2 separate regions of the Homo sapiens genome follow, and region 1 is linked to region 2. A link is a loop called in an ENCODE intact Hi-C map of the cell type or tissue named here. Cell type or tissue: heart left ventricle. All regions are shown on one strand. Each heading gives the region's core, and the rest is flanking DNA. Links, peaks and the distances in the headings are about the cores only. Region 1 holds the start of LOC124904000 (a long non-coding RNA gene). Region 2 overlaps WIPF2 (WAS/WASL interacting protein family member 2).

What was found. Hi-C counts contacts between places; a loop is a spot of excess contacts. Peaks named below come from ENCODE experiments on the same cell type or tissue, not always from the same donor. Only the 100,000 strongest peaks of a DNase experiment are listed, where the experiment ranks them.
Region 1: it touches region 2 in a loop (2.4-fold over the local background); 5 of 110 quality-filtered maps call a loop at or near these places.

The regions. Positions count from the first base shown.
Region 1 is chr17:39,987,733-39,998,842 of GRCh38, reverse strand. It overlaps PSMD3 (proteasome 26S subunit, non-ATPase 3), which reads right to left. Exons shown (of 12, transcript NM_002809.4): 4 at 10,024-10,160; 5 at 8,914-9,104; 6 at 8,646-8,749; 7 at 3,775-3,889; 8 at 3,548-3,667; 9 at 3,316-3,419; 10 at 2,505-2,660; 11 at 1,463-1,513; 12 at 884-1,339. The coding sequence ends at 1,262. LOC124904000 (a long non-coding RNA gene) reads left to right here and starts at 3,896. Exons shown (of 3, transcript XR_007065751.1): 1 at 3,896-7,250; 2 at 9,948-10,249. RefSeq lists a silencer at 6,409-6,586. In heart left ventricle, for the core only: no CTCF peak of the experiment used is centred there; no DNase peak of the experiment used is centred there.
Region 2 is chr17:40,270,081-40,281,727 of GRCh38, reverse strand. It overlaps WIPF2 (WAS/WASL interacting protein family member 2), which reads right to left. Exons shown (of 8, transcript NM_133264.5): 6 at 7,729-7,938; 7 at 4,544-4,645; 8 at 1-3,543. The coding sequence ends at 3,503. Among named protein-coding and RNA genes, the nearest start is that of CDC6, 12 kb to the left of the region's middle. RefSeq lists an enhancer at 1-682. In heart left ventricle, for the core only: no CTCF peak of the experiment used is centred there; no DNase peak of the experiment used is centred there.

The DNA.
Region 1 (11,110 bases), core at 1-8,000, 280 kb after region 2:
CCAAAGTGCTGGGATTACAAGCGCGAGCCACCGTGCCCGGCTAAGTTCACCATCCTATATGGGTGCAATTTGTGGTGCCCCAACAATGACAATAGTAACATCAAAGATCACCGATCACACATCACCATAACAGATATAATGAAAAAGTTTGAGATATCGAGAGGATTTACCAAAATGTGACCCAGAGACGCTAAGTGAGCACATGCTGTTGGGAAAATGGCACCGACAGATTTGCTTGATGCAGTGTTGCCAGAAACCTTCAATTTGTCCTTTTCTTTTTCTTTTGAGACACAGTCTCACTCTGTTGCCCAGGCTGGAGTGCAGTGGCGAGATCTTGGCTCACTGCATGCTCCACCTCCCGGGTTCAAGCAATTCTCCTGCTTCAGCCTCCCAAGTAGCTGGGATTACAGGCGCCTGCCTCCATGCCCAGCTGATTTTTTTATTTTTAGTAGAGACGGGGTTTTGCCATGTTGGCCAGGCTGGTCTCAAACTCCTGACCTTTAGTGATCCGCCCACCTTAGCCTCCCAAAGTGTTGGGATTACAGGCATGAGCCACCATGCCTGGCCAAACCTTCAATTTGTAAAAACTGCAATAACCGTGAAGCACCATGAGGTGTATTGGGAGATGAAGGTCTGCAGCTGGTGATGGACACATGGTACACCTTTCCTAACAAGACCTTACCAAAGCCACACAAGTACGAAAAGAGAGTAAACCTAGGCCCCCGACCCCAGGTCAGGGTCCCTTCATCCTCCCCTGGGCACCTCCCCATCTGCAGACCCATCGCCCTCAGATTACACACCTGGGGCTAGTACTCTAAGGCCAAAAAACCCAAAATCTGAGCCTGCCAATACTGCAGTGAAGTATAGTAACTGATGCACAAAGCACTGTGGAGAACTTTTTATTGTTTAAAAATCATAATCGAAGCTTCAAAAAACATACAAGCCAAGACATCCCAGTTCTAGTCCCCCACTCCCTAAAGGAGTACACAGAACTATCCTTCCCCTCCTGCTCCCACACTGCTGGCCAGGACCCTGCCCGGGGAGGTTGCCTGCCCACCCTCCTGCCTGCTGTACAGTAAGTCACCGGCTGGGGAGGAGCCCTGGGGGAGGTCAGGGTGGCTGGCTCCCAGCACCCCCACCCCCTGCACGAATGCAGCATATGAGCTGTGTGTGGGAAAATGGGGACAGTGCCCTGGGCAGGGGACCCCCAAGGGGGAAAGAGCCTGTCCCCATTCCCCCTACCCCTCCCCAGCCCCCCAGCTCAAGGGAAGCTGTCATCATCATCTTCTGCCATCTCCTTGGCAAACTCCAAGTCCTGCTGTTCTCGCTCACGCCGTTCCTGGGGAGAGAGGCAAGTGAGGCCAAAGCTTCAGAGCAGCTCAGCCCTTCCAGACACTCGCCCGACTCCCCTTCTGTGTGGAAGTTTGACCTTTCGGTCTCACCCAGAAAGCAGAGAGCTTACCTCTGCAGACTCCAAGTCCTTGTTGTACGATTTGGGAGGAAACCTCATGGCCTGGGGCACAGCAAAGAGAGGAGATGAGCGAGGGAAGGAAGCAGGTGAGGCACTCACGCAACCTGCACTCCCTGCGTCCCCTCTGTGAGCTAGACACCAGGCAGGAAGCGGCGGGCCCCTCTCCAGTTAGTCTAGTGGGGGGCTAGGCATCAAAGGAATTATTACAGTGCCCTGTGGGAAATGCTGAAAAAAGAGGAATAAACGACCAACTCTCTTGACTGGGCAGGGAGGAGGAAAAGGAGGAACACAGTGGATGTGGCAACGGGGAGAGGCCTTCCCGGTGGAGGATTCCATGTGGGAGGGGCCTGGCCTGCACCCAGTGGGCTGGCTGCTGGGTGGTGGGGCAGGAGTGGGAGGGGAGGCTTGACCTAAGGGACCAGGTCACAAAGGGCCTTGCATGTCACGTGGAGTAGGGCTTAGCCAGATTTTAAGCAAGGCAGCAATATCCTAGTTTCCTCGGAGGAGACCAGAAAAAAACATGGCAAGCAAATAGTAACAGCGCCAAACTCAGTGCTTAACTGAGGATAAGGGCTCACCCTTTTGTGGAGCTAGATACCAGCGCCATCTTTTTTACAATTTAGACTTCGCTAAGTGCCTCAATACAGGGACTTCTTTTAATCTTACCAACCCTGTGAAGCAAGCAAGACAGGTAACACCTCCCTATCAGCTTCAGAGATGGAGAAACAGAGCTTTGAGAAGTTAAATGCCTCAAATTTGGAACCAAATGTAGAACCCCGCCCTCTGAATCCCTGCCTGGTCCTCCCTGGTGACCACATCATCCCTTAAACGCAATAGGAGAGGGCAACTGGCTATGGAACTATGGCCAAGTCCCCTCCCCATTCTGGGCCCCCTGTGCTGCAGCTCAGTGATTTTACAGAGATTGGCTGGGACGTGGGCCACAAATTAAGCCAGTCTTCTCTGAGGAATCCATGAGTGTGGAGGGAGGGGTGTGCTGCTGCCAGGCGTGACTCTGCAGCCACGGGCTTCTCACCTTGACAGACATGTTGTGGATATCTAGGCAGAAGGAGATGCGCTGGTGGAAGGCTAGCTGGGGCTCTCGGGTGGAATAGATGTCAATCATCTCCTTGGATTGGACATAGCCCTTCTCGTGGTTGATGCTGGCCTCAATGACACCATCCCGGATGGCCTGCAGGCCCCCAAAGAGGAAAGTTCACCAGCACACCCAGCTTCTTCTTTTTTTTTTTTTTTGAGATGGAGTCTCGCTCTGTCACCCAGGCAGGAGAGTGCGGTGGTGCGATCTCAGCTCACTGCAACCTTTACCTCCCGGGTTCAAGCGATTCTCCTGCCTCAGCCTCCCAAGTAGCTGGGATTACAGGAACCTGCCACCAGGCCTGGCTAATTTTTGTATTTTCAGTAGAGATGGGGTTTCGCCAAGTTGGCCAGGCTTGTCTCAAACTCCTGACCTCAGGTGATCTGCCCATGTCAGCCTCCCAAAGTGCTGGGATTACAGGCATGAGCCACTGCGCCTGGCCCAGCACGCCCATCTTCTAAGTCAGAGAACATCTTGTTCCATCCCATTCCTCTGCCCTCCTTATATTCTCACACTCACAGGCACTATCATAAACTCAACATGTGCACACACCTACACTCACACACTCACATGCACATCCATGCTCTCTCTGGCAACTTCTTGGCTTCACTGCAAATGACGGGCACGCCCTGAAATGACTATGCCATTGCTTTACCTATTCCCCTCCTTGGCCAAACTCCTCCCACTCCTGCCTCCTGAGATTGGCAGGAAAGTGACAACCTGGTCACTGTGGTTCCTGAACCAGCCCCACCTTGGCAACAATGAACTCTGCATCTTCGGGGCTATCCAACTGCAGCTTCTGGGCGATGTCAGCCAAGGAGATTCGGGAATAGGAGAGGCTGATCATGCGTACACCTGGGAGAGGAAGGAGCGATGGGGTGGGCAGAGTGGACACAGACCCTTCACTTGCCCAAGGATACCCACTAGGTTTGCCCTGGCCTGGCTTCTGCTCCTCCAACAGCCCCTCAGATCCTGATCCACACCTGTCTTAATCACGTTGTGCCGCAGCCGGATAATTAGGGTGTAGGTCCCATCTGCTTGAAACTTCTCCCCAAACTGATCCAGGACCTGGTTGAACTTGGCTAGGTTTCCTGTCCTGACAGCTGCAGGCAGAACAGGAGTAGATTGGATGATGCAAATAGGCACAGGCATGTAAGAGGCCCCACTGAAGGGGGCCTAGTGGGCTCTGGGGTGGGGAAGCCAGCCTTACCTTGAGTCAGAAGGAAATAGGGCATGAGTGAGCGCTTGAGGGAGGGCTGGCGGAACTGCAGCCGGTCAGGGATCTCCCCCAGCAACAGCTCCACCACGATGAGAAGCTTGTGCACCTGGACAGAGTGACAGGGGAACACAGTGGGCAGGGAGCCCCATGGGCGGAAGAAGAAAATGAAATGTGGCCTAAATTCTGCCAGATGTAGTGGGAAACAGGGAAAGGGATCACTGTTTAGGCCCAGAGAGAGGAGGAAGCCCTGAAAACCTGTGCTGGGCATAGAATCCAAGCTCTGCCTTTGGAGCCGGGTGCTGGGAATGTGGCCCTTTGGTCACATTTGGTCGCAGAGCCGTCAGCTGCATTTCACCTGGCCACCCCGCGCGTAGTCTGCTCTGAAATGACAGTGCTCTAAAGTGAGGCCAGAAGGGCGGGTGCTGTGGCTCAGCAACAGCGAGGGACCAGGGCTCACAGGCCTGGAGAACGGAACGTGTGTCAGCCAGAGATGCTCATTAGGGAGGCGGACTGTTACTAGAGGAGAGGAGGTCATCAGTGGGTAGAACTCATTATCTGGGTAGAGGCATAAGTGCAGGAAGGGGCCTGGCTTCAGTGAATGAGCAGAGTATCCAGACATAGAAGGGTAACTGGAAACCTGGACCTGTCTTCCTCTACAGGACTGTGAAGTATTTCCGAGTGGTGCTGACCGTGGGTGGAGTCAGCATCGCGGAAGAACTACAGTGGAGGGAATGACGCCCCCCAACTCAGGAGTTCACCAGCAAACAGGAGGCACGGAACACAAAGCAGCTAAATCGTGGGGCAGCAAGTGTCACAGGAGACAGGGGTTACAACGGGAGTGTGTGATCACACCTACGGCCAGGCAGACCCTTCACCCTCCACAGGCACCCATGAGGCTGCCCTGTCCACTGGAATAACTCATGTGTGAGGGGAAATCCCTGGAAATGGTTAATTTATGAAGTGCCTTAAGGAGTCTGACAAAGCAGAAAAAGGAGGAGGGTCAAGGGTACAGATTGAAAAAGAGGCAGAAAAGTGTGGGTGCCTGGGGAGCTGTTAGGAAAGAGACAGTTGGGACCGCAGTCTGGGGACTATGCCATTGCCATTTTGTGTGCCAGGCTGAGCAGTATAAAGTCTGCACGTAGAACACTTGGTGTCTAGTCTCTATTCACTAGCTAGGAAACACTGAGCAACTGGGTCCTTAGTTCCTCATCTCTAAAACTACCAAATAACAATAACAATACCTAGCCTGTCTACCTCACAAGACCGTTATGATACCCTACAGCAGTGGGGAGCAATGGAAGCTTCCCAGGCAAGGGAAGGACAGAGCTGGAGCTCTGCTTAGTAAGGCAAGTGAATGTAAGCTGGGCTGCTGGAGAGGAAGATGACCAGGCAGAAGTGTCTGGGAATGTTAGTGGCTCAAACCATGGCACTGGCAATATGAAGGAACAGGCAAACACAGAAGATGTGCAGACAATTCAACAGACGACCAAGTGATGGGAAGGAGGATGGGGGAGAGTCAGAGATGATCCCAAGGCCCTGATCTGGATCGGGAAAGCAGGAGGAAGGAATGGTAAGGGGGCCAGGAGGGATCTCTTTGGGACACGCTGTAGAGAGAGACATGGGGAGTGGGAGGGGGAGCTGGATCTGCAGGCCTGATGCTCGTGAGAGGGGTCAGAGTTAGTGTTATGGGCTAAACTGCATCCCCCTCAAGTTCATGTTAGAGACCTAAACCCCAGTACCTCAGAATGGGACTCTATTTGGACACAGGGCCTTTAAAGAGGTAATTATGGTAAAGTGAGGTCATATGGGTGGACCCTAATCCTACATGACTATTGTCCTTCTAAGACAAAAGCAGGACACAGACACGCACAGAGGGAAGACCATGTGAAAACACCAGGAGACGGCCATCGACAAGCAGACGAGAGAGGCCCTCAGAAGAAACCAATCGTGTCACACTTTGCTGTTGGACTTAGAGCCTCCAGAATTGTGATGAAATCAATTTCGGTTGTTTAAGCCGCCAAGTCTGTGGGACCTTGCGGTGGCAGTGCCAGCAGAGTAACGGAGTTAGTAATGTACAGGCTGAAGAGCATCATGCAGGCGAGCGCTGAAGCTGGGAAAGCAAACAAGGTCACTCAAGGAGAGAATGAGGGTTTTACTATCGACAGAGAAGCTCTCAGAGTGCTCTGCTGAGGCCCAGGTGGTGAGAAGGAGCAGAGAGAACACTGGAGGGAAGGGGCTGGCCAGTGCACTGTTGGGGAGGGAGCCAGGGGAGACAGGAACGGCCGCCTGAGAGAGGAAGCAGCAGGGCTGGGGGTTTTCTTCCCGGAGACTGAAGCAAACAGGTGATGGGCCAAGGCTAGAAGAGAGAGGAAGGAGTGTGATGGAAAACACAGGTAGTGAAGCTGGTGTTAAGTAAAGACAGGGAGGGTGAAAATGGGCGGAGAGAGACATTCAAGTTTACAAGAGACAAGGTGGCTGCAGGAATGAATGCTAGCTGACCTCCGCTTTGAACAGGATGAGCCAGCACCGCCCTCCTCAGAGCGCTCTGTGCCACCAGCAGCACTGGCATCACCCAAGGCCTGTTAGGAACACAGACTCTCTGAATCGGAATCTACAGCTTCATCAGAGCCCCAGGTGATTCTGTAAGCTGGGTGGTGACAGGGGTACGGCAAAGGTGTGTGAGGGCAGAGGGCAGAGGGCTGGTTGCAGGCCTTCTCCCAAACATGCCTTCACTCCCGCCCTCTCTCTCCCTGCGCTCCCTCACCAACAGCCCGAGACCTCTCTTCCAGCTCTCTACGCCTTCCTGCCACTGAGATTTAAATGCCTGAAAGCCTCTCTCATGGTACATGACACATTTTATATATGTTAATTACTAGTATTTTTAGTGATTTTCAAAAGAAACTTTAGTGTCTCTCATATTGTAAGCAATCTAACATTTTGCTCACGCACCCTGTGTGTCTGAAAAGCCTTTACTCCTTGTGAAAATCCTACCCATCTTTCAAAGACCAGTTCAATTTTAATGTTTGTTTTTTTTTGAGACAGAGTCTTGCTCTGTCGCCCAGGCTGCAGTGCAGTGGCACGATCATGGCTCACTGCAGCCTCGACTTCCTGGGCCCAAGTGATCCTTGCACCTCAGCCTCCCAAGTAGCTGGGACTACAGGTGCATGCCATCACGCCCAGCTAGGTTTTTAATTTTTGCAGAGGCGGTGTCTCCATATGTTGCTCAGGTTGGTCTCAAGCAATCCTCTTGCCACAGCCTCCCAAAGTGCTAGGATTACAGGTGTGAGCCCTGTACCTAGCCAACTTTTTCTTTAAGACCCTTTCTCTTTCATTATTTGATCAAAAACAAATCTGACTTTCTCTGAACTTCTGAACAGAAATAAAATGAATCTCCTACTACATTGACCTAATCAACACACGTCTCCCGTTCCCTGTCAAGACACCATGGAGGTGGATGTTGTGTGAAGGTAGGAGCAGAGGTTTGAATTTGGGAAGACTGGGTCTACATCCTGGCTACTGGGCTCTGTGACTTCACATACACCCTCAAGCTTTCTGACACAACATTCTTTATCTCTTTGAAATACTCTAATAATAAGAAATACCTGGCCTGGAGCGGTGGCTCACGCCTGTAATCCCAGGACTTTGGGAGGCTGAGGTGGGTGGATCACTTGAGGTCAGGAGTTCGAGACCAGCCTGGCCAACATGGTGAAACCCCATCTCTACTAAAAATACAAAAAATTAGCTGGGCGTGGTGGCAGGCGCCTGTAATCCCAGTTACTCGGGAGGCTGAGGCAGGAGAATCCCTTGAACCCCAAAGACAGGGGTTGCAGTGAGCCAAGATGGCACCTCTGTCTCCAGCCTGGGAGACAGAGCAAGACTCCGTTTCAAAAAAAAGAACCAAAAAAACAAACAAAAAAATTAGTTGGATGTGGTGGCAGGCGCCTGCCCAGCTACTGAGGAAGCTGAGGCAGGAGAATCACTTGAACTCGGGAGGCAGAGGTTGCAGTGAGAAAAGATCGTGCCATTGCACTCCAGCCTGAGTGACAGAGGGAGACTCTGTCTCAGAAAACAAAAAACGAAAGAAAAGAAAGAAAGATCACTTATTATCCTCCCTTCCTATCCCTTACAGTGCCTAATACCAAGGTTGATGCTTAAATACTTGCTGACTGACAGCTCTTAAGTGGCCAAGTTTTATGTTTACTTGAGCCACTCAGCCTTGCAGAGATTTTCTGGGTTCCTTGGCCACAGACAATACAGTTTCCAAATGTGAACATGAAGGACTAGATAAAAACCTGGGGTTTGTATCAACACAATCTAGGTCCAAGCCTGGAATGACTGTCAGGAGCGCTGGGGAATCAGGAATATTCTAAACCTATCTGCCAGAAACACTCTGAATATCCACTGCCAGAGGTGCAGGTAGTGTCTGCTTCATTGACACCCACAAATAGATGTGAAGCAACCTTTTGCAGACATGGCAGCTCGCACCTGCAATCTCAGCACTTAGGGAGGCAGAGGCCGAAGGATTGCTTGAGCCCAGGAGTTCTCACCTGAGCAACAGTGATATGCCTGTCTCCACACACACAAAAAATAATAATAAAAGTTGAAGTCCTTCTGGATAGGAAGGTTAAGGATGCCTTTCCTAGCCCCTAGCATAGAGAAGAGAACTGAAGTGGTAGGGAATGAGTAACAGGCAAAGGGGCCAGGCATGGTGGCTCATACCTGTGATCCCAGCACTTTGGGAAGCTGAGGTGGGAGGACTTCTTGAACCCAGGAGTTCAAGACCAGCCCAGGTAACATAGCAAGACACCATTTAAAAAAAAAAAAAAAAAAGAGGCAAAGGGATGATGGTAGTTGTGGCTCACCGTCTGTTTGAAGCCGACAGCTGTGTGCTGAGGGGCCTTGCGAAGGGCGTTGGTCATCGTTCTCCGGGCCTCTGAGTACTCCAGCTGGATGGCTTTGATTCGCCCTGGGAGTGGAGGAGAGGAGAGTTGGTCAACAGAGTAGGGTCATCCAACTCCCCACCGACAAGCCAGGGTGCCAAATGGGCCTCTTATGCACCACCCCTTGGAAAATTTGCACCAGGCAGGCCTGAGACACCTTCTGATTTATGGGTTGGGCCCCTCTGCTCACCTGTGTAGTAGAGGTACCTGGCCCACTCATTGTTGTTGGCCTGCTCTGGGAACACAGACTTGGACACCAGCTTCTCAGCCTGGTCGTACAAGCTGTAGTGTAGGTAATTCCGCAGCAGGAGGTTCAACAGGGTGGCCTGCCCGTCTGCGTCATGCCGAAGCGTAGCTGTCCGGAGCCGAGCATGCAAGAAGCTTCAAGAAGGAAAGAAAGATGTCAAAGCCTTCAAATCACAACTCTCTGAACTGCCTTTAACTCTTCGCTCTTTCTCAATTCCTTAAAAAAGTTATACAAATTGCTTTTCTGGTTATTTGCTGAATACTGTTAACTATCGAGTGCCTAAGGTGTACAGCACTATTCTGGGTGCGACAAAGGGACAAAACCCTGCCCTTAGGGAATGCAGTGCAGTGGGGGAGGCAATGGTCATGAGAAAGAAGCACAGCCTGCAGTGTGACAGAAGATGGGAGGCCTGTGAGGCCAGGGGAACTGCAATGGGGAATGCAGGACGTGAGAAAGATGAGTTGAACTTTTCAATAGCTTGGCCAAGGCAGGACTCACTGAGAAGGGATCAGTTAAGGGAAGGCTTGAAGGAGGCGGAGAGAAGAGTGTTCTGGACAGAGGGGCAGCCAGTGCAAAGGCTCTGAAGAAGAGTGTGCCGGGCACACCAGAGGAAAGGCAGGCCAGTGGGGCTGAGGAGCAGGAGGAGGTGAAGTCTGGGAGGTCAAAATGGAGCAGATCACGTCAGGCCTTATGAGGTATTGTAAGGACTTTGTCTTTCCTTGAGACGGGAAGCCACTGCAGGTTTTGAGCAAAGAAGTAAAATGTTTTCTAGCCTGTCCCTCCACCCCTAACCCACCCTCAGTCCTACCTTGATGTGGGGTGAAGGGAAGAACCTGGGGACAGTTCTTTACAGCCCAGCAGTGACCCACTTCTTCATCTAGCACCAGTCTCTCTCCCACACCCCTCACGTGGCGCAGGGCATGGGAACCACTGCCCCTCTTCCCTGCTTACATCTACAGGTTCTTCGCCCTCTGCAGATCCACAGCTGTGTGCTTGTGACTGACCAAGTCTCTGACCCCACGGACCCCAAGTGAGATGCTTGGCTGCCTGTACCTGCGCACCACATCCAGCTTGTCCAGGAACTCATAGACCCGGGCGTGATAATAGTAACACTTTGCGGCTACAAGGTCTAGGGCCCGGCGGTTCTGAGTACTGATCTTCTGCATCAGATCATCAGAGATCTTCTGTGCCTGGGGAGGAAGCCAAAAGAGAATCAAGTGGCAGTTCCTCAAAAGGATAAACATGGAGTTGTCATTTGAGCCAGCAATTCCTATCCTAGGTATGCAAGCCAAGAGAACTGGAAACTTAGGCTCACATAAAAGCATGTACACGAATGTTCACAGAAGCATTATTCATAACCAAAGAGTAGAAACAACCCAGGTGCCCGTCAGCTGATGAACAGATAAACAAAATGTGGCACATCCACACGAGGGAATATTACTCAGCCTTAAAAAGGAAGGAAGTACTGACACACACTACAACATGGGTCAACCTTGAAAACATGATGCTAAGTGAAAAAAGCCAGAAACCAAGGGCACACGGTGTGTAATTCCATTTACATGAAATGTCCAGAGTAAGTAAATCCTCAATAGAGACAGGGCAGATTAGTAGCGGCCAGGGGCTGGGTAAGGGGAAAATGAAAAGTGACTACTAATACGTATGGTGTTTCTTTGTGGGGTGATGAAAATGTTCTGGAATTAGGGGTGGATATACAACTTTGGGAATATACTAAAACCCACTCAATTGTAGTATACTTTATTTATTTGTTTGACGGAGTCTCGCTCTGTCACCAGGCTGGAGTGCAGTGGCACAATCCCGGCTCACCACAACCTCCGCCTCCCTGGTTCAAGCAATTCCCCTGCCTCAGCCTTCTGAGTAGCTGGGTCTACAGGCACACACCACCACGCCCGGCTAATTTTTTGTATTTTTAGTAAAGACAGGGTTTCACCATGTTGGCCAGGATGGTCTTGATTGTCTGACCTCATGATCTGCCTGCCTTGGCCTCCCAAGGTGCTGGGATTACAGGCGTGAGCCACCATACCTGGCCTGTAGTACACTTTAAAGGGGTGAATTATATCTCAAAAACAAACAGCCAAGTACAGTGGCACGTGCCTGTAATCCCAGCTACATGAGAGGCTGA
Region 2 (11,647 bases), core at 1,858-9,857:
GAATTAAAACACACCCCAACCCTGAGTTGCTCTTTAGCAAGTCTATTTACAATTTTTTTCTCACCTCTCCCTGGAGGTAAATCTGGGTTTCAAGTTGGGAAGCCATGGGGTGAGGGAGTTCCCCAGTGCAATGGCCGATGACGAGTATCCTTGCCACTGCCAGTTAACAGGGCTGGGATGAGCTCCTGTAGACAGCAGCCTCACATCCATCAGCTAGGGTAGCCCTAGGTTCTCACTCTGTTGGCCTACGCTGTGAAAATGATGGGGCTCTGCAGTGGAGCAAATCCCCATGACAGAGAAAATCACACCTGGAATATCAAAGTGCTTTGGTCCAGGTTCAGTGACCAGAGAAGAGGAAGAGGGGCATCTAGCTCATTTAAAAACCTGGAGGTTTGCCCTGCTTCCCAGACAGGGCAGTAAGAAACAACTATAACGTTTTTCCCATTAGGGAAAAACATCACAAAACCAAACCCATAGAAGGGCTTTTAACACAGCTTCCTGATGCTTAGCTGGGCAATGTCTCTTCCTTCTGTGGGGGGACAAGGGAGTTAATGGGACTGGGCAACAGCCTCAACATGAGACCACCCAATCTTCCACGAAAGAGACGACATTCCCACAAGCAGATAAAAAGAGCAGTTTAAAAGGTGAGGAGTTTTAGTGCTCTTGTAGCCAGCCCACCTTAAACCTAAATTAGAAGCTTTTTACAACATACAAAATAGACTGATAACTATGCAGATCACATTCCCATCTTCAATAGTAAATATACATAGTAATAAATCTATTATTAACAGTGGGACCAAATAACATATAAGGCAGACATTTAAACAGGTGTTGTATCATCAACATGCTCTAAAAAAAACTCATCTGACTAGATCTAGACCCAGGCCTTTTTGCATGAGGCCAAGACAACAAGTATACAATCAATACCCATGTGACACAGTCCAAGTGCTGGGGAATATGAGGGGGCAGTGGGCCATGGGGAGGAAGATATCAGCCCCAGTGAAAAGCTGGGGTTTGGCTTTACTCGTGATATTTTGATGCTCTATGTCTGAGTAAAGGAGGAAAAAAAAAAAAACACTTTGATAACGTACAAAAGGCATCGACTCCCATTTCAAAAATAAATGGGAAGACTTCACAGTCAAAGTTCAGTCACTTGTCAGTATCTGCCCTGGAACTCTGATGCAGTATCAACTCTTGTACTCTCTCCTTTTCCCTCCACTAGCATGCCCTCTCTCAGTTGTTTGGTTTGTTTGTTTTCTGAGATGGAGTTTCACTCTGTCACCCGGGCTGGAGCGCAGTGGCGCCATCTCCACTCACTGCAACCTCCACCTCCTGGATTCAAGCGATTCTCCTGCCTCAGCCTCCCCAGTAGCTGGGACTACAGGCACATGCCACCACGCCCAGATAATTTTTGTGTTTTTAGTGGAGACGGGGTTTCACCATGTTGGACAGGCTGGTCTCGAACTTCTGACCTCAGGTGATCCGCCCGCCTCGGCCTCCCAAATTGCTGAGATTACAGGCATAAGCCACAGCGCCCGGCAGTTCTGTTTGCTTCAGGATGCTAGGGATACTTCTGGGAGATAACTGCTAACAGATTAGAAAGAAGAATGATACATAAAAAATGATTAGGAAAAGTTTGGTGACAGACCTAATCATGGTCTGTCCCAGAGTTAATATGGTCCAGGGGATGGCAAAGGACAGCAGACCCCATACACATTACCCCCGTTGAGCCCTCCCTCACCTAGCACTGGGGAGACTTGGGTTTCACCTGGCACCATGCACAGATCCCTAGCCTGTGATCCAATCAACTGGAAAGGTCTCTAAGACAGTTTAAGCCTGTGATGTGTGTGATTAAATTTTTTTTTTTTTTTTTTTTTTGAGACGGAGTCTGGCTCTGTCGCCCAGGCTGGAGTGCAGTGGCGCAATCTCGTGATTAAATTTTTAAGCTAATTTTCCCCATCCATTTCAAAGAGTAGCCATGGTCTCCTTGCTCTCATGCCACGCTCTGAGCACCCTCTACACATAGCAACAGTTGTAGAAAACCAAAGCATCTGGTGTGTGGAGCCCAAGAGCCCCATCCTGCTGTCGGAAAAAAAGAAGTCCTCATCCAATCAGCTTCCTACCTAGACTGGGGACCTCCATTTTCTCTGTGCTCTTTAGGACCCGGAAGACAAAGAAACAACCTATGGCTGGCTGCCAAGGAAGATCTACTGAACTGAGGCAAATCTCAACAAAGTCTTTGTGCTTCCTGGCATAGAAGAGTATCTGAATATCTTCATAAGCCTCTGCTCACTTCTTCACCCTTCTGTACTCTGCTGTGTTAAACCGTGCAGTCCTGGGAAGGCAAGGGTGGTAGAGAAAGGAACAGGAAGAGTCTGCTCAGTCAGGTGGGCTGTGAACTTCAGTACAGGCAGGACTTAAAAGTCCTTTGCAGCCCCACAAAGCCAGCTCCTTCCATGAGGGGCTTCAACCTGCCCTTCTTTGTTATCCTGGAGCACCTTCCAGGGGCTGAAGGACAGAAAGAGCCACTGACAACTTCAGGGCCAGTCAGAAAAGACTGAGGCAGACACAAGATTGAGGTTAAGGCCCAGGCCCACGCCCTATCTTCCTATCTCCCACCAGAGGTTTTTGGGGTTTGTGAATCAGGAATGAATGATGCCCTCCACAAAAAGTGACTTTTCTTTCAAGGGCATGGGCGGTAAGGGGGAGGAAAAACATCCCTCAGCCTAGCACCCTGAAGCAGTGGGGTGAGGGGTCCCAGAGGGTTCAAATGGCTCCTGTTCCCTTTGCTGCAGAGAACTGACTAGTTCTAAAATGGTCTTCAGTTTATTTCACCCTTTCTTTTTATTAAATGTTAAGTTCAACTGATTAGTATTTAGTGTTTATATCCAATTTATCCCTGGGGTGGTGGGGTGGGGGGGCAGCAGGTGAGAACAAAAACAAAATACCCCCAAAAATAAAGCAGACCCAATTCCTTGCCCTTTCTCCAAATATGACCTTTAAAACAGATCACTTCTTGGCAAACTCCTTTCTTGCTTCACTAAAAATGCTCCCCTCCCACCCATAAGTCCTGGTCATGCCAGCCTCCTAAATGATGAAATATAATATACCTGCCAAGCTTCCCCCACAGTGGACAGGAGAAGGAAGGAGTACCATTCTCCACCCTGCCCTAACAGTGAGTTAATTCATCACAACAAGGCACCTTTCCCCAAGAGGAAGGCAGAAGACACGGAAACTTGTTCCTCATGTGGCTAGCAGGGCTTGCTGGAGGAAGGATGGATGCAGGGTTTGAGATCCTACTGTCAATATAGAGTCTGATCACCAAATCCAGAGATGAGATGCATAGATGGAGGTGAGCTGGGAGGACATTTGGAGTCTAGGGCTTGATTGCATTGGAGAAACATGTTAGGAGCTCTCATGCAGGTTTCAGGGGAATGGAAGGGACCATCTGAGAAGAAGAGAAGGTCCATCCTTTTCCTGAGGAACGGGACCAAGCCAGGCTTCACCTGAGAATGGGTGGCAGAGGTGGGGCTCCACGGGCAGCTGAAAAAAAACAAAATAAAGACCACACACATACAGGTCACCCACCAGAATCTGAACAACCCACACATTCCTAAAATGAGAGACAGGCTCTTTAAGCTAACCTTTAAAATCTGGGGACTACGTGTTATTATTGTTTTGCCTAAGAAAATGAAGATGAGTGGCCAGGCAAGGTGGCTCACGCCTGTAATCCCAGCACTTTGGGAGGCCGAGGCGGGCGGATCACCTGAGGTCAGGAGTTTCAGACCAGCCTGGCCAACCAGGCAAAACCCAGTCTCTACTAAAATTACAAAAATAATCCGGCATGGTGGCACACGCCTATAATCCTAGATACTTGGGAGGCTTAAGCAGGAGAATCACTTGAACCTGGGAGGCAGAGGTTTGGGGTGAGCCGAGATGGCACCACTGCACTCCAGCCTGGGTGACGATAGGGAGACCCTATCTCAAAAAAAAAAAAAAAAAAAGGACAACGAAGATGATGAGAAGCAATTTTTTTTCTTTTTTTTTGAGACGGAGTCTCCCTCTGTCACCCAGGCTGGAGTACAGTAGCGTGATCTTGGCTCACTGCAACCTCCGCCTCCTGGGTTTAAACAGTTCTCCTGCCTCAGCCTCCCGAGTAGCTGGGACTACAGGTGTGTGCCACCACGCCCAGCTAATCTTTTGTATTTTTAGTAGAGACGGGGTTTCACCGTGTTAGCTAGGATGGTCTTGATCTCCCGACCTCATGATCCGCCCACCTCAGCCTCCCAAAATGCTGGGATTATAGGCATAAGCCACCGCGCCCAGCCTAATTTTGTATTTTTAGTAGAGACAGGGTTTCATTATGTTGGTCAGGCTGGTCTCGAATTCCTGACCTCGTGATCCACCCACCTTGGCCTCCCAAAGTGCTGGGATTATAGGTATGAGCCACTGTGCCCAGCGAGAAGCAAATTTTAACCTAAGAAAATGCACAGATTCTACATTCTATGCAATTATGGAAAAACCTTCTTATTATTATTCTCACCTCGGTTTGTTTTGCTGGGATATATCCTCTGAAAGTGTTTATATTCTTCTGGAGCAGGAAAGTCTTCTACTGGATGGAAGGAATACTTTGACTCAAAATCATCTGCGAAAAGAATAGAACATTAATTCCTATCATCCTTGCTTGTGCTCCCACAGGCCTCTGATCGCTTCGACCCTCCCCACTTACTAATCTCTCAGGCATTCTGAGGTACTGTGAGGACCTACTGCCCCACCAAACCAACCACCCTGAGAACAGCAGCAGCATCACCCCACGTGCCTTGCATGCACAGAGCATGTATTCAAAACCTCTCTGTACTAAGTAGTGCGTCTTTGAGCCCATTCTTTATTTATTTATTTTTTGACAGTCTCGCTCTGTCACCCAGGCTGGAGTGCAGTGGTGCCCACCACCTCACCCGGCTAGTTTTCTGTATTTTTAGTAGAGACGGGGTTTCACCATCTTGGCCAGGCTAGTCTCAAACTCCTGTGCTCAGGCAATCTCCCCACCTGGCCTCCCAAAGTGCTGGGATTACAGGTGTGAACCACGCCTAGCCTGAGCTGATTCTTTAAACCTTTCCACCAAGTCAGGCACAGAACAGGAAAGGAGCTCAGTTGTTTGCATGGTAGCAGAAAGAAATATAATTCTTTTTTTTTTTTTTTTTTTTTTTGAGACGGAGTCTCACTCTGTTGCCCAGACTGGGGTGCGGTGGCATGATCTTGGCTCACTGCAACCTCCACCTCCCAAGTTCAAGCGATTCTCCTGCCCCAGCGTCCCTGAGATTACAGGCAGGCACCACCACACCTGGCTAATTTTTGTATTTTTAGTAGAGATAGGGTTTCACCATGTTGGCCAGGCTGGTCTTGAACTCCTGACCTCAGGTGATCCACCTGCCTCGGCCTCCCAAAGCGCTGGGATTACTGGCGTAAGCCACCAGGCCCAGCCAATTCTGGGTTTTAATAACATCTTACAGACTGTCACCACGGGAAAACAACTGATCTAAATCCAGAAATTGGTAGGAATTAATTTAAAATGGGAATATCTGTCTATGACTAGTGAGAGATTTGACCAGATGATTCCCTTTCAGTCCATGTTACCTTCACTTACATAGTTGGGACAGCCATCTCATGGCTTCTACTACTACTTTCTACAGCCCCTCCATCAGAAAGCTCAAATTTTCTGTAAGTGCGGCTTGATCACATCCCAAAGGTTTCTACAATAAGGATATATCTTTAAAGCAAAAACCCTGGCATACCTAATAGGAATAGACTAGAACATGGAGGACAGTGGGTAGGTAAGGACAGCAACCATTAAAGAATCTAGAAGCTGGGCATGGTGGCTCATGCCTGTAATCCCAGCACTTTGGGAGGCCAAGGTGGGTGGGTAGCTTGAGCCCAGGAGTTTGAGACCAGTCTGGGCAACATGGCAAAACCTCATCTCTACAAAAAAAATACAAAATTAGCCAGGCATGGTGGTGCACACCTGTGGTCCCAGCTACTTGGAAGGCTGAAGGATGGGAGGATTGCTTGAGCCTGGGAGGTCGAGACTGCGGTGAGCCGTGATTGCGCTACTGCACTCCAGCTTGGATGACAAAGCAAGACGCTATCTCAAAAAAAAAAAATCTAGAGTGTTAGGGTTGCAAGGGACCTTTCAGAGATTTCTTCCAAGGGTCCTCAACAGACGGGTCTAACAATAGCCTATGGACAACCTTTACTTAGGGTTACATCCCAGAACCAAGGAATCAGAATCTCTTAGGTAGAGCCCCCCCAACATTTATAATCTTGGAAAAGTTAATCTGATACACTTCTGATCTAGTCAACCTAATTTTACAAATAAGGGAAGTGAGGCCCAGAGAAGTAACGTGACTTCCTCAAAATAACACTGCTAGTTAGTGGCTTTGGATTAATGTGTGTAATGTTTTGGGTTTTGTTTTTTTTTTTTTTTTTTTTTGAGACGGAGTCTTGCTCTGTCACCCAGGCTGGAGTGCAGTGGCACAATCTTGGCTCACTGCAACCTCCACCTCCTGGGTTCAAGAGATTCTCCTGCCTCAGCCTTCTGAGTAGCTGGGATTATGGCTGCGTGCCATCATGCCCAGTTAATTTTTTATATTTTTAGTAGAGATGGGGTTTCACTATGTTAGCCAGGCTGGTCTCAAACTCCTGACCTCAGGTGATCCGCCTGCCTCGGCCTCCCAAAGTACTGCGATTACAGGCGTGAGCCACTGCACCCAGCCGACTTTTTTTTTTTTTTTTTTTTTTTGAGACAGATTCTCTCTCTGTCGCCCAGGCTGGGGTGCAGTGATGTGATCAATGGTTTGCTGCAGCCTCAACCTCCCTGGACTTAGGCAATCCTCCTGAGTAGCTGGAAACACAGGCGTGTGCCACCACACCCAGCTAATTTTTGTATTTTTTAGAGAGATGAAGTTCCACCATGTTGCCCAGGCTGGTCTTGAGTTCCTGGGCTAAAAGCAATCCTCCCACCTTGGCCTCCCAAAGTGCTGGGATTACAGGCATGAGCCACCACGCCCAATCCTTTTTTCTTTAATATTTTTTGTCATTCTTTCTTCTTTTTTCTTTCCAGGCAATGTGCCATGGGACTTTTCTTTTTTTTTTTTTTTTTTTTTTTTTTTTTTTCAAGAATTCCAAGGAAAGGCTGGATGTGATGGCTCACATGTGTAATCCCAGCACTTTGGGAGGCCAAGGTTGGAGGACTGCTTGAGACCAGGAGTTTGACAGCGGCCTGGGCAACAGAGACCCAGTCTCTATAAAAAATAATTAAAAAATAATAATTCCAAGAACAATCAAGTGTTTTGTTTTTGAAGAGCTAGAAAGGAACACTCCTTCCTAGGAGAATACATAAGTCCTGTCTGAATAATCCTAAAGAAGATACAGAGTCTCTGACCTAAAAGCTAGCTACAAAAAGTGATCTTTGGAGTGGATTTAGAGTTAGCACAACACTTGCTGATTTTACTTCAATCTACTCCAAAGCATCCATGCTTAGAATTCATATCAAGATAAGGAAGTCAATGAACACAGCCCATACCTCTGAGGATGAAGTCAGCAGGAGAACTATTGTGAACAAAGGATCCCATGTGGCCATTCCCACTCTATGGTGGCCATCTAGCAGCCATGGCACTGGAGTGGGTGAAGTCACCGCAGGAACCATGAGACTACAGATAGCTAGCTACTCACCCAAGAAAGACCGGACAGTGGTGATAGAATCTCTGTGGCCATTCCTCAGGGGCGGTGGAGGAGGAGGGGGTGGCCCAGCTGGCGTCCTTGAGGGTGGAGGTGGGGGCTTTCCTCGGCTCGGGGGTTCTGACCCATGCATTCGGTATGGTGGTGGGGGAGGGGGAGCATCCCTGGCACCATTTCGGATCACAGGTGGTGGGGGTGGAGGAGCTGCAATTAAAATCCAAAGTAGTTAGGTTTGGATGTGGAGACGGCAAGGGGTAGAATGACTTGAAACACATGAGCTAAAAGAGTAACACACCCCACAGAGGCTCACAGTGCCTGGTTCCCCTTTGTCCTTATTACTTGAACAGCATCACCATTCTTCCAGATACCAACATTCAGAATAAATGTATGGCCTTTTTACATTTCCTACCAGTCAGTCAGAACCCTATCTGTTCTTGATTTTTTTCCTGCTTTTCCATGCCTTCCTCCACAATTCTAATTCAGGTCTTCCTTATATTTAGCCTGTTCTCTACTGCAAAAGCCTTCCGAATGTTCTCCTTGCTTTGTCTCTTACCCCTCCAAATTCATTTTGCATAACACCAACTCACCAACCTCCCTAAAAACTTGATCCAGTTTTTTCAAAGGCTTTGCACTGCCTAAATCATAAAGTCTCAAACTGTGGCTGGGTGTGATGGCTCACGTCTATAATCCTAGCACTTTGGGAGGCCGAGGCGGGAGGATTGCCTGAGCTCAGCAGTTGGAGACCAGCCTGGGCAACATGATGAAACTCCATCTCTACTAAAAATACAAAAAATTAGCCCGGTGTGGTGGCGTGTGCCTGTAGTCCCAGCTCCTCAGGAGGCTGAGGCACAAGAATCACTTGAACCTGGGAGGTGGAGGTTGCAGTGAGCCCAGATTGTGCCACTGCACTCCAGCCTGGGCAACAGAGAGAGACTCCATCTCAAATACATAAATAAGTAAAAAAATAAAGTCTCAAAGCCTTTGCTTACATAGTAACCTACCACACCAATCAGCTTGAGCTTGGCTTCTCCTCTTCCCTTCTTATTGCTAGGCTAGGTTAGGAGCCCTCCTCTGCACTTCCACTGCAGCTTGTGCATACCTACCACTTGAATAGACTATTATAATTATTTATTCTGTGTGCTCTTTCCCCAGTATACTGTGTACCCCTTGATGTCAGAGCAGTTCCTCCTTCTGGGTTCCCAAGTTCAGCCAAATGTACAGCACACAGCAGGTGCTCAATCAATGTTTGCTGAATAAACCAAATTATATGCTTTGCTCTTGTGACTCCCCTCACAATATTCTGATATCCCCCCTTCCCTTACTACCAAATCCTCCCTACCCTTCAAGGTTCAATCCAAGTCCCATCTTCTCAAGGCTTTCCCAAAGCAATCCATTTTCTTCTGAGTCCCTCCACCTCTGCTCTCCCACAGCATATACAGGCTATGTCACTTACTCTAATATCAATGAGCGATTTTCAAAATATATACAGCAGATTCATTGTGGGAAGTTACATATGTCCAGTAACAGTCTCATTGCTCAAACACTGCAAACACCTCTTTTGGAATTGCCTCCAAAGCAAGTTTATCAGTCAGAGCTGTAAACACTATTATATGATGGTCACATTTCATTTCTGAGGTCGCCCCACCACCATCACCAATGAAAATATTCATACCTATGCCAGGCACGGTGGCTCACGCCTGTAATCCCAGCACTTTGGGAGGCCGAGGCGGGAGGATCACCTGAGGTCGGGAGTTCGAGACCAGCCTGATCAACATGGAGAAACCCAGTCTCTATTAAAATACAAAAATTAGCCAGATGTGGTGGTGCATGCCTGTAATCCCAGCTACTCGGAAGGCTGAGGCAGGAGAATTGCTTGAACCCAAGAGGCGGAGGTTGCGGTGATCCAAGATCGTGCCATTGCACTCCAGCCTGGGCAACAAGAACAAAACTCTGCCTCAAAAAAAAAAAAAAGAAAATGTTCATACCTATGTCTGAATCTGCTTTTTGGTGATTCCAAAAATCAAATTCACTCTTAAAAGATGAAAATTTGCCACCAAGTAGAAGGTAACGTCAAAAGCATGTGTCAAGAAATGGCAATATGACTGGAATATAATAGATTCTAACGTGTTTGTCTTACTCCTATGCTCTGTATTAACTAACAATAATAGCAGCTACCATTTATTGGGTATCTATTATGTTCCAGGCATTTTCGGTGTATTAAATCTTTAAAAAGTCTTATAGCCACACATGCGAAGTATGTAATATTATCCCCATTTCACAAATGAGAAAACTGGGACTCAGGTTATTTGTTTAAGGTCACAGATCAAATAAAAATAGGCAAGGCACATGTCTGCTCTTTCTACTCTCCCACACTGCTTTTCGTAACTCCCAGTATTCTGCATAGTATCTTCCCAACCAGATTTACAATCCAGTGGCTTGGAAGTGCATCTTTTGGTATCTAGGCCATGTTCAATTTTTTTTTTTTTTTAAGAGACAGGGTCTCACTCTGTCACCCAGGTTAAAGCGCAGTGGTGGAATCATAGCTCAGTGCAGCTTCAAACTCCTGGGCTCAAGCAATGCTCCCGCCTCAGCAAAGGGCTGGGATTATAGGCATGTGCCACAGCACGTGGCCCAATAAATAGTTGTGACCTAAATAGTATGTGAAGAGACTACTCAGCTTAACAGACAAAACTGTTTTTAGTAGTAAAACGGTATCTTGGCTAGGCATAGTGGCTCACATCTGTAATCCCAACACTCTGGGAGGCTGAGGCAGGCAGATTGCTTGATGCCAGGAGTTCGAGATCAGCCTGGGCAACATGATGAAACCTCACCTCAAATTTTAAAAAAGTACAAAAATTAGCCAAGCGTGGTGGCACACGCCTGCAATCCCAGATATTCTGGAGCCTGAGGTGGGAGGAGCTTGAACCTGGGAGATGGAGGCTGCAATAAGCCAACATCGCGCCACTGCACTCCAGCCTGGTGACACAGCAAGACTGTCTCAAAGAAAAGAGTATCTTATTATTCCTCCTGATTACTATCAGAATTGCTGTAGTGACTATAGTTAAGCATGTAACACAGTAATAGAATAACATACACACACACACACACACAATCTGGCACAATAAGCCCAATAAATGTTTTTGCTTCCCGTAAGACACACTCAGAATGTCAACTCTTCCTCACTGTTTCCAAGCTTTGTTCAGTAGAAACAGGGGACACTAGATGCAATAATTAAAGAGAAATCTTGTAACTCCCAGCAGATCTCTGAGCCTTGTTTTGATTCCAAATCTACTCAAACTAAAGCTCTTTAAGAATAGAAGCTTCTTTAAGCCCTCAAAAATATTCCCTAAAACCCAGATTCCTCAAGGCCCTGAGAATTTGTATCTACTCCTAGGCCAGGGCAGCAAGGTAAACAGGGTTAGCCAGGTTCACAAGGACACCGACACCAGCTAGACACCAGGCAGGTGACAGCGATGAGACGACCTGGAATGGCAAAATAGAGCAGGGTAAGAGTGATCTGTTTGGCTTCTCCAGCTCCCTCCCTCATCCCAGCCAGGTTCTGCTGTCTCCAATAAGCTTCTGGGCTCTTTGTCAGATCCAGTTATTTTTCTTTTTTTTTTTTTTTTTTGAGACGGAGTCTCGCTCTGTCCCCCAGGCTTGAGTACAGTGGCACGATCTCGGCTTACTGCAAGCTCCGCCTCCCGGGTTCATGCCACTCTCCTGCCTCAGCCTCCCCAGTAGCTGGGACTACAGGCACCCGCCACCACGCCCGGCTCATTTTTGTATTTTTAGTAGAGAGACAGGGTTTCACCGTGTTAGCCAGGATGGTCTCAATCTCCTGACCTCATGATCTGCCCGCCTCAGCCTCCCAAAGTGCTGGGATTACAGGCATGAGCCACCGCACCCGGCCCCA